Linked DNA regions of Homo sapiens: regions 1 and 2 are each linked to region 3. The links are chromatin contacts, found by Hi-C or POLR2A ChIA-PET in ENCODE. All regions are on one chromosome and are shown on one strand. Each heading gives the region's core, a stretch centred on a gene start or an enhancer-like site at or near the end of the contact. The rest is flanking DNA. Distances are from core to core; before and after follow the strand shown.

The links. Hi-C counts contacts between places; a loop is a spot of excess contacts on that map. ChIA-PET counts read pairs that join two places held with the same protein, here RNA polymerase II (POLR2A). Pooled maps may share reads with other maps.
Region 1: a loop to region 3 is called in a pooled map, with 3 times the contacts of the local background. The contact joins the enhancer-like site here to the promoter of LINC02038 in region 3. A Hi-C loop is called at or near these places in 1 of 37 single-sample maps with no recorded cell type and 2 of 50 pooled maps. POLR2A ChIA-PET finds 5 or more read pairs at or near these places in 1 of 52 experiments (A673).
Region 2: a loop to region 3 is called in a pooled map, with 4 times the contacts of the local background. The contact joins the promoter of TMEM44 here to the promoter of LINC02038 in region 3. A Hi-C loop is called at or near these places in 1 of 50 pooled maps. POLR2A ChIA-PET finds 5 or more read pairs at or near these places in 2 of 52 experiments (B cell and BJ).

What each region holds. Positions count from the first base shown.
Region 1 is chr3:192,891,691-192,895,099 of GRCh38, reverse strand. All of the region lies in intron 1 of MB21D2 (Mab-21 domain containing 2), which reads left to right. Among named protein-coding and RNA genes, the nearest start is that of MB21D2, 24 kb to the left of the region's middle. RefSeq lists an enhancer at 1,695-2,004. Within about 2 kb of position 1,904, at least 16 of the 41 ENCODE cell types and tissues checked have a DNase peak (open chromatin) inside an H3K27ac peak, as active enhancers do.
Region 2 is chr3:194,631,907-194,635,786 of GRCh38, reverse strand. It overlaps TMEM44 (transmembrane protein 44), which reads left to right and starts at 2,368. Exons shown (of 10, transcript NM_001011655.3): 1 at 2,368-2,708. The coding sequence starts at 2,572. It overlaps TMEM44-AS2 (TMEM44 antisense RNA 2), which reads right to left and starts at 2,859. Exons shown (of 2, transcript NR_186047.1): 1 at 2,620-2,859. RefSeq lists a silencer at 2,170-2,599.
Region 3 is chr3:193,842,742-193,846,374 of GRCh38, reverse strand. It overlaps LINC02038 (long intergenic non-protein coding RNA 2038), which reads left to right and starts at 2,366. Exons shown (of 3, transcript NR_146718.1): 1 at 2,366-2,723; 2 at 3,150-3,297; 3 at 3,620-3,633.

The sequences.
Region 1 (3,409 bases), core at 655-3,154, 950 kb after region 3:
CCCCTTGGCCCCCTCCCCCCCAACCCAGGCCACCGGATTCGTGCTTCTGTGTAGGACTGGCTGGTTATGTGGAGAGGGTTAGTGAAAAAAGAGTTGGTGATGAGTTTGATGCCCAAAGAACCCTCTTAGATGAGACGAGCTCGGGAATGTGCTCTGAGATGTCAGACAAAGAGGAGATTTCTTTATCAATGTTTGTCTTTCTTATCAGTCTTATCTTTTTGTGTTGTGATGAGGTGAGAAAAAGCCTAAAGGGAGGTTTCCCTTGAGGGAGAGCTGCCTGGTGAAATTGGCACACCCTAGTTAGAATGCATGCACCTGCTACTCAGGTGAGAGATGGAAGAATGGGGTGGGAAGCAGCAAAAGGATTCTTAAAGAATGGTGGAAGGTGGAGGGACGGAGATTCATCTCTAGTTTGAGCAATAAAGTGGAAACTCCAATCGCTTTCTCAGAAAAAAAAATGACACTGTGTTATGGACATGGGCAAAATGTTTGTAAGACTGGCAGCTTTTACATGTTCTCAGGTTTGTTTCTCCAGTTACCTGTTGCCTCCCTATTAAAATGAGAGGTGAAGACCTCTCAGGTGAAAATAGTCCCTGTGCTTATCTTCAAGGGAAGCCAGGTACAGGATTGGGCAAAAAGCTGCGGAAACCACGTTCTACTCAAAAATCCATTGGAGGCCAGGTGGGGTGGCTCATACTCCTACCACTTTGGGAGGCCGAGGCGAGTGGATCACTTGAGGTTAGGAGTTTGAAACCAGCCTGTCCAACATGGTGAAGCCTCGTCTCTATTAAAAATACAAAAAAATCAGCCAGGCATGGTGGTGGGCGCCTATAATCCCAGCTACTCCTGAGGCTGAGGCAGGAGAATCGCTTGTATCTAGGAGGCAGAGGTCGTTTTGAGTCCAGATTGCGCCACTGCACTACAGCCTGGGTGACAGAGCGAGACTCTGTCTCAAAAACAAAACAACACAAAACAAAAACAACAAAAATTTGCTGGGGAGAGAAGAGCTTGAACAGGGAACAGAATGGGAAAACAAGAGTGGCTCTTTAAATTATTTCTTTTTTAGAGACAGAGTCTGTCTCTGTTCCCTAGGCTGGAGTGCAGTGGCACAATCATAGCTCAGGCAGCCTCTAACTCCTGGGCTCAAACAATCCTTTTGCCTCAGCCTCCACAGTAGCTGGGACTATAGGCACAGACCACTATACCCAGCTAATTTTTAAATATGTAGTAGAGATAGGGTCTCTCTATGTTGCCCAGACTGTTTTCAAACTCCTGGCCTCAAGCGATCCTCCCACCGTGGGCCTCCCAAAGTGCTGAGATTACAGACATGAGCCACCCCCCAGCCAGAGGTGGCTCTTTAAAGATGTGGGGGACGGGAATCATGCACTGGTTTCGAAAGGGAGAAAAGTGCTTGGACACGGGGGAATGCCTGGACTGGACCCTGAGAAATGGGCAGTGAAGCCCACCTGAGGCTAAGTGCTAAGTGCTGAGAATTGTTAAGGATGTTTCCCAGATGTTTGAGGAAATGCGATGTTTTCCCATACAGTCAAGGGGTGTTGGCAGCCTTCTTCTGTCACTTACTGTGTCATCTTCAGCTAATCACCTCCTCTTTCTGGCCCTCACTTTCCCCAACTATAAATTGAGGAAATTAGGCTTCCCTTCCTGGTCTGTGATTTTAGGACTCCGTAAGTAGAGTTGCCTCTTACTGATATCAAAACCTGTGTTAGGTAGCTATACTTTTGAAATGATGGGTTAGATGTAGAGATTTGCAGTGGTGGTCGGTTTGAGGGCAGTGATTTATATTTCAAGGAAATGTTTGGAACGCAGTTTCGGTTCTCATTCGAAGAAGTAAAGACGTCATGTCACTTGACACATGGGGAAACCCACATCGCTGGCTGTGGCTCTCAGAAGAGTGACTCATTAAACTCCAGGGGTGCTTTGACCTGCGTTGGGAGGTTGGTAACTTGGCCCCTGCTGCTTTTGGTGGTGCAAAAGCTCTGGGCAGCTGGCTGGGCTGAATGTAACTGCGTCTTGGAAGGCACCAAGGCGGCCCTGAGCAGTTTACATTGACTGTGGAAGCCAAATATTGTCGTGCAAATTAAGTAGGACACCAAAAGGAAAATTCATCTTAATCTTCTTTAAATACTTACTGCTCATTTGCCAAGGTTCTAAGTAATACAATTTCAAAGGTTCAGAGGTGTCTAATACAATTTTCCCCCTTTTGTACATAATTCTATGCCCTTTGTGTAATTCTGTTAGAAACATTAGGGTAATTATAGAGCTACGTTCTGCTTTTCAGTTGCTATAATATTAGCCTGGGTCTGCTCGTACCAGCTGTATTAATAAGCAATGACTATGGCCGGGCGCGGTGGCTCACGTCTGTAATCCCAGCACTTTGGGAGGCCGAGGCAGGCAGATCACCTGAGGTCAGGAGTTCGAGACCGGCCTGGCCAACATGGTGAAACCCCGTCTCTACTAAAAAAATACAAAAAGTAGCCAGGTGTGGTGGCAGGTGCCTGTAATCCCAGCTACTCAGGAGGCTGAGGCAGGAGAATCTCTTGAACCTGGGAGGCAGAGGTTGCAGTGAGCTGAGATCATGCCAGCCTAGGCATCAACAGCGAAACTCTATCCCAAATAAAAATAAAAAAAGCAATGACTGAAGTTTAGCAAACTCCTAAATTAAGACTTTTTCTGAGCCTTTCTCTGTAGCATGTATTTGCTACTAGAGGCAGGCAAGGTCATAACCTAGGGTGAGCTTTGGGTTATTAATTCAAAGACCCAGTGTCTAAATCCTCATCTGTAAAATGGGGACAAAATTATCTGAACTCCCAGTCACTGGATGTGGGGACCAGTGAGCCTGCTGGGTGTGAAAGCACGTTGGGAGCTGAAGATGGACCCTGCCTCACGGGCAGTGGGGGTTGTTATGTAGCACGATTCCTGAAGTGTGGGCCAAAGGAGCTGCCAGTGCCACATGAATTTGTGAGTGGTCGTCATGGGTGTGTGTCATGGAATAGAAGTGTTAATATTTAATATCTGGGCTAATAATTGTAATCATTGTTTGACACAAGAGAATGTACAAGATGATTTTACCCTATGAAGTAAATGAGTTTGTTTTTCTCCATTCTACAAACCAAGCAGTAAAAGTGCAGGTGGGTTAAATAATAGGCCTAAAGTCGAATCAACCATCGGAATGTAATTTGTTAAAACTTTGCCTTTTGTTCACAGCTTTTAGAGTTTTTCTTTTCTCATGGATCACATTTTTGGGAAGGGCTTCCCATCACCTCTATACCAGTAATAACAGCTGACATTTATTGAAGCTTGGTCTGTGCCGACACATTTTACAGATGAGAAAACTGAGCTAGAAATGTTAAGTAGTTTACCAGAGGTCATGTAGCTGGTGTGGAAGACC
Region 2 (3,880 bases), core at 1,119-3,618, 790 kb before region 3:
TAGCCAAAACCACAATTACTTTTGCACCAATCTAATACCATCAAATTAGTGATTAGATTTCATTTCTCCTGAGAGGTTATAACTTTGTTTTGTTTTGAGAGACCGGGGTCTCCCTATGTTGTCTAGGCTGGTCTCCAACTCCTGGGCTCCACTGATCCTCCCACCTTGGCCTCCCAGAGTGCTGGGATTACAGGCATGAGCCACCTTACCAAGCCAAATCATAACTTTGAAAACACAGTGAACCACTAAAATAGTGTAGCCACTTTGGAAAATAGTCTGGCAATTCCTCAAAACATTAAACACAGTTACCACAGATCCCAGCAAGGACACTCCTAGGTATATACCCAAGAGAGCATGAAACCTGTGTCCACACAAAAACTTGTGCACAAATGTTCAGAGCAGCATTATTCATAATAGCCCAAAGGTGAAAGCAATCCAAACATCCCACTAATGAGTGGATAAACGAAATGTGGTATAAAAATACCCATACCATGTATTATGATGAGCCATAAACAGGAATGAAGTACTGATAACACGCAGCAACATGAATGAACCTTGAAAACATGCTAAGTGAAAGTCACAGAAAGGTCATATAGTGGATGATTCCATTGATGTGGAATGTCCAAAATGGGCAAATCCATAGAGACAGAAGGTAGATTTGCGATTCCTGGGCTGCGAGTGTTGAGGGGAGTGGACAGTAACTGCCAGTGGGCCGGGTTCTTTTCAGATGGGGGTGATGAAAATGTTCTAAAAGTAGACAGTGATGTTGGTTGCACAACGCTATGGATACACTAAAAACTGCTGAATTGTACATTTTATTTTTTGTTTTGTTTTGAGATGGAGTCTTGCTCTGTCGCCCAGGCTGGAGTGCAGTGGCGCCATCTCAGCTCACAGCAATCTCCGCCTCCCAGGTTCAAGCAGTTCTCCTGCCTCAGTCTCCCGAGTAGCTGGGATTACAGGCGCCTGCCATCATGCCTGGCTAATTTTTGTGTTTTTAGTAGAGATGGGGTTTCACCATGTTGGCCAGGGTGGTCTCAAACTCCTGACCTCAAGTGATCCACCTGCCTCGGCCTCCCAAAGTGCTGGGATTACAGGCGCGCACCACCATGCCCGGCTAATTTTTGTATTTTTAGTAGAGACAGTGTTTCACCATGTTGGCCAGGCCGGTCTTGAGCTCCTGACCTCAAGTGATCCGCCTGCCTCAGCCTCCCAAAGTGCAGGGACTACAGTTGTGAGCCACCGTGCCTGGCCAGAATTGTACATTTTAAAAGTACTATGTAGGCTGGATGTGGTGGCTCACACCTGTAATCCCAGCACTTTAAGAGGCTGAGGAGGGCAGATCACGAGGTCAGGAGTTTAAGACCAGCCTGGCCAACATGGTGAAACACCGTCTCTACTAAAAATACAAAAATTACTCGGGTGTGGTGGCGGGCACCTGTAGTCCCAGCTACTTGGGAGGCGGAGGCAGGAGAATTGCTTGAACCTGGGAGGCGGAGGCTGCAGGGAGCTGAGATCGCACCATTGCATTCCAGCCTGGGCAACAGAGTGAGACTCTGTCTCAAAAAAAAAAAAAAAAAAAAAGACTATGCTTATGGCATATAAATAATATCTAAATAAAGCTGTAGTTTTTGAAAATTAAAAAAGATTTTTTTTCTTTTTTTCAATCCTGCTCCTTCTATAGAAATATTGTTTTCAAGTCATGTCTTGCTTTAAACAAACCTACTAAAATCAATAAGGAGATTTAAAAATTACAATAATAGTTTACTCTCAAGAAAAACAGCCCTGTGTACTTGAACTGTGCGGTGTGTGGCTGGACAGGAGGCGGCCGGTTGCAGAGATAACCAGCTCTTGGCTGCGGGGCCGTGGGCTAGGATGACATCCAGGAGCAGGGCTTGGGCGACTGCCTGGGGGCGGAGGGTGCCGTTGGCAGCTTCAGAAAGGAGAGTGAGAGGCAGATGTGGGGGTATTTGTTCTCCGGCACGTTTGTTTCCTCCTTCCTGGTCTTGCACCCCACCCTTTTTACTGCGCCCTGTCGGCGATCAGGACCACGCCCCCTTCACCTCGGGATCCCAGCACCCATGCGCTTCAGCAGCGCAACTAATTGCTGTTGGCTCAGGAAATGTGGACAATACGCAGGAAGGGACGCCGTGCCTTACAGCGACCGGCAGGGACTCGGCCGTCCGCGAGCCCAGCCGCCCGCCCCGCTCCGGCCAGGATGTTGGAGGTGGGTGACCGCGAAGAGGTCGGCGGGGGGCGGGGGCCGCAGTCTTTGTGCGCGCGCAGCTCCCGGCTCCCGCCGCTGGGGGGCGGCCTCCGCCCTGCCGACCCCCGACAATAGCGCGAGGGGTGGGGAGCGCGCGGTCCCGGAAACTTTTCCCCGGCGCCTTCGCCGCCGCCGCCCGCGCCCGGGAGCGCGCCCTTCTCTGCCCGCGGTCGGTGCGCTCGGCCGGAGGCGCCGCGGCGGAACGGAACCCAGAGAAGGGCACGCGGGGCGGCGGCGCTCGGGGCTTGCCCGCGGCGAGGGAGGCTGCGCCCAGGTCCCCGGCCCCGCGCCGCGCGCCCAGCCGCGCCATGGGGGAGGCGCCCAGCCCCGCGCCCGCGCTCTGGGACTGGGACTACCTGGACCGCTGCTTCGCCCGCCACCGCGTCTGCATCTCCTTCGGCCTGTGGATCTGCGCCTCCTCCTGCTGGATCGCCGCCCACGCGCTGTAATGGGGCCACGGGTCGGGGGGCTGTCGGGCGGGGAAACGGGCGCCAATCCCCTGCTGCTCCCTCTCGGAAACCTAGAGGAGGGGGCGGAAAGGGGGATGAAGGAGATGGCTCAGTAATAGGATCCAATGGAACATTGCTCTGTAGACTGAAGTGGGATCTTCTTTCCGGATCCCACGCACAGGGAAGCTGGGCTGTGAGCCAAAGGGAGGAGGCTGGGTGGTGCAGCGGATGGGGCCCCGAGGACACCGCGAGCCCTGGGTGCTATTGTCAGCCCTTCGCCATTGACTCGCAGTGTGACCTGGGCAAGCTCCAGAACCTCTCTGGGCCTCCTATGACCGGAGATAATACCTCATAGGATGATGGGAGGATTCGATGAATCAGTACCGTTAAAGCACTTAGTAAATGCTCATTAAACATCATTTGTATTGCTCCAGCTAGGCCACCAACTCTTAGGACCTTGGCAAGTCCCTTGATGTTTCTGGCCTCAGTTTACCCAAAGTCCTCTTAGGTGGGAAGGGAGGTAGTGATATGATCCAGCTGGCCTGTCTTTGCCCTGGTCTGTCCAGCACCTGGACTGGTTTGTCCAGATGCCCACGGTAGCCTAAGTTCTAAGAGTGAATCTCCAGGTCCTCAGCCGCTCTGTCCTAGGCATGGAAATCCACTAGCAGTGCTCAGGATGGTGCCGCCCAAGCATTCCCTGGCAGGGGAGAAAGGACCAGCACCCCTGGGAGAGGTTAGAACTGTCTCCCTGTAGGCACTCAGTGGATATTCTCCTAAGGCGTTTGGTCGTATTGCAGAGATTCTGCAGCCCCACTACCCAGTACTGCAATACAAATAAAAAGACGCCTAGAACATTTACTGTAGGCCCAGTGTTGCATTCATTAACTCATTCAATGCCTGCCACTCACAATATCAGCACCAGGAGGTAGGTGCTGTTACCCCCACTTTCTGTAGGGAACCCTGAGGTTCTGAGAGGTTAAATAACTTGTCTGAGTGAAAGGAAAGAACCAAAACCCCAGATCCTATTGGAAAGGGGCAGGCTGGTAAGAGAGATTAAACTGTTCAGATCAGAGGCTGGAAACTAACAAGGCGCTGGACACGCATTATCCTTTTGTTCCTCACAGTTGTCCTCAGACCAGCACTGTTAGGCACTTTGCCAACCTTGGAG
Region 3 (3,633 bases), core at 1,117-3,616:
ATCACCAGGGTCCCTTCTAGTGCTAAGAATCTGAACTTCCCCTCGCTCCTCAGTTGGGCAACAAGTGAGTTAAGACTCCTGGCCCCACCTTGAACACTGCTGTCTTCCCAGGGTTCTTCCTTTTCACCTTCCAAAAGCTACCTCTCTTCCATCTTCTCCCCTCACCACCTCAGCTTTAGAAGGAAACATGTTCGCCGGTGCCTGAGAGGCTGTCTGAGGAAACCTGCTCTCAGAGCACAGGGAAGCCGCGTCAGCATGCTGCCCTGTGCACAGCTTCCTGGAAGGGGTCTGCTTACTTTTACTATTGCACTGAACAAATGGAAAAGAATTTGGGACCATTGCAAAGACCTACAGCCAGGGCAGCAAGGATGGTGGTGGGAGCCCAGCTGAGGCTGGGGCTAAGATTAAAAACTGGGCTACTCTTTACTATATAAAAGGAAGCAAAGCCAGGACTTAGCAGAGTGCCTCAAAGTATCACCAAACTGAGGGAACAGAAAAGATTTTCAGCTACTCTCAGTAAAGGGTGTTGCTATTTCAACTTCCAAAAGCAAAATGAAGCTGTAGCCTGCAAAGGAATGAAGTCATCTGTTCACAGACCCACAGGTGGAAAACTTTCTAAATAACATCGCTCAGCTTCCCACATTTGAGAACACAAACATTGAAGCCCAAGAGAAGTGACTTGCCCAAGGTTACAGAGACAGAGGCAGAATGTGTGGTTGGGGGAAGGAGCACTGTCTATAGGGTCAGACAAGCCTAAGACAGATCAGAACTCTGTGTGACCATAAGCAAATTCAGTAACTGTATTAGTCTGTTCTCACACTGCTAATAAAGACATACCCAAGACTGAGTATGTTATACAGGAAAGAGGTTTAATTGACTTACAGCTCAGCATGGCTGGGGAAGCCTCAGGAAACTTACAATCATGGCAGAAGGGAAAGCAAACACATCCTTCACATGGTGGCAGGAAGGAGAAATGCCTACCAAAAGGGGAAAAGCCCCTTATAACACCATCAGATCTCATGAGAACTCATTCAGTATCACGAGAACAGCATGGAGGTAACCACGCCCATGAATAAATTACCGCCTACTGGGTCCCTCCCACCACGTGTGGGGATTATGGGAACCATAATTCAAGATGAGATTTGGGTGGGGACACAGCCAAACCATATCAGTAACCTTTCATTTTCTCATCTGTAAAATGGGGGTAATAATAGCTACCTAGCAATGTTACCATGAAGACTAAATGAGAAAATATTTGTGAAATGCCTGACACAAAATAGTGTTCACTAACTAGTAGGCATTATTAGAATAAGGTATAAATTCCCATTGTGTACATTGTGTACATATGGTCCCTTTGAATGACAAGGAGAAACTCACAATGACAGGGCTGTGTTGGGCACTGCCTGGATCTCCCTGGGTGTTTAGTGGAAATACTACCCTTGGGGGTGAGATTTTTCTGCAGCTATCTTCATGGTTCAGGAGAGAGAGAGTCCTTCTTGTCCTTCATGAAGTTTTATGGTGACTTCTGTGCCAATTCAAGAGGAGCTTCTGAATCCGTTTGGACAAAGACAACACATGAACCACTGTGGGGCCTCAATTCCCTGCTGAAAGACTGTGTTCGTTCATTCAGCAAATACACATCTGAGCACCTACTCCATGTCAGACACTATTCTAGGTGCTGGGGATACAGCAGTGAACAAATAAAATCCTGTCCTCATGGAGCTTACATTCCAGCAGACCCTAACAATTCACAGGAAAGTGGTGACAGGGCTGATGTCAGGCTCTGAGGCCCTTCTGTTCAGAAGGCTCTTCCCTTACATTGCCCCAGCCCCTTTCTCTTTTTCCTTCCCACAGCCTCGGCTCTGTTCCCTCCTCCATTCTTATAATTCTCCTTTTATAAGCCACTCTCCATTTAACTGGTGGATTTAAAGCAAATAGCAATTGTGTTAAGAAGCAGGAAATATGATACTTTACACAATGATGGAGAAATCAGAAAAATTAAGGCTTGTATAAATCTCTTCTCTAAATTGTGCCCATAGGCCAATTAATTAAGCTGCTTTTGCCTTGTGTCTGTTGCAGCTGATACATTTCTTTCTGAAAATGGCTGGCCTGCATTAGAAGGGCCCTCCCCACTCCCAGAGCTCAGGTTTGGGTGTGTCTTTTAGAGTAAACATAGCACCCCTGACCCCACCTCCTTTATCACTTGGCTCTGGCTGTGAAAAGAAAGAGAAAAAAAGTAGGTTTGTTTAGTGTGAACTCTTTTTCTGAAGCCAACAGGGAGAACAAGATTTGAAACAAGAGGAGACTGAGTTGGGTTCAATGGTTAACCAGTCAGATTAATGAATGCTAGAAGGAGGAAATAGCCAGTAAGTAAAGAGGCAAGAAAAAATGTCTCCCCGTGGTTCAAAAGCCAACTAAAGTTTACCAAGAGCTGTGACCTGTGGTTAAAATGTCCTCAGAGGCCAGCTCTCATCTGATTTCAACCTGAAGCCCCATTTCCTATCAAGAGAGCCATTTGGCTCCTCTCTTAAGCTCAGCAGCCCTGAGGTGTGGTAGCCTCACGCTGACCCATACAGAATGCAACAGAACTGTCCCTGCTGCAGAAGTCTCAGGGTTCTGCCCCAACTGCATAGACTTCTTTCATGGAACCGGCTCCTCTATCCCCACAAGGCTTCTCCCCAGCACAGCTTCTACCTAGAATCAGACGGAGAGCTTTAGACCAGGTAAGAACTCTGGGCCAATGTAAATCAGGAGCGCCAGGCTGTCCCAGCCTCTGCCCTGACTTGCTCTATGAGTTTGGCAAATTCCTTAATCTGCCCATGCCTCTCTTTCTGTGTTGTTAACATGATGATGTTGGCCTAGAGCAGGGGCTGGCAAACTTTTTATGTAAAGAGACAAATATAATATTTTAGGCTTGTAGACCACATGGTCAGTATCTCTCTCAACTATCCAAAGCCACCACTGTAGCATGAAAGCAGCCACAGATGGGTTGTAAATGGAGGGGCGTGGTTGTATTCCAATAAAACTTTATTTACAAAGACAAGTGGTGAACAAGATTGGCCAGTGGACTGTATTTTGCCAACTCCTGGACTAAATCTCTAAGGATCTTTGCAACACTGAAATACCGTACTACCTGGATTGTTTTACAGAGAGAAAACGGAGGCGTGGTGACACCAAGTGACATGCTCCAAGCCGCTGAACATGTTGGTGGCAGAGCTAGAACTCGACACCAAGTCTCCTGGCTTTAGTCCACTGTGGCTCTCAATCCTCGCACACGCAGAGCACAGACCGTTTTTGGTACACGAGGCTTACCCTGGGAACTGCCCTCCCTCTGTGGCTTGGCGAGGGGGGTCGGGGGAAAGGGTAGGGAGGATGTGAGGGGTGGGGAGCAGTGCTCTCTCTGCCTGTTTCAGGAAGGCTCTCTGGTTTGGTGAGAGCCCACACTTTGTTAAGTGAGATAAGGGACACTACAAGAAAAGGAGGGGGTGGGTGGGCAGAGGACATCACGCTGCTTATTTTGAACCTGGGAAAACTGTGCCTTAGGAGAGGGAAGTCCTGCATATTTCATGCTGTGACTTCTTGCTTCCAAACTGCGTATGCTGGCCTCCTTTTCACCCAGATGGTGCTGCAGGG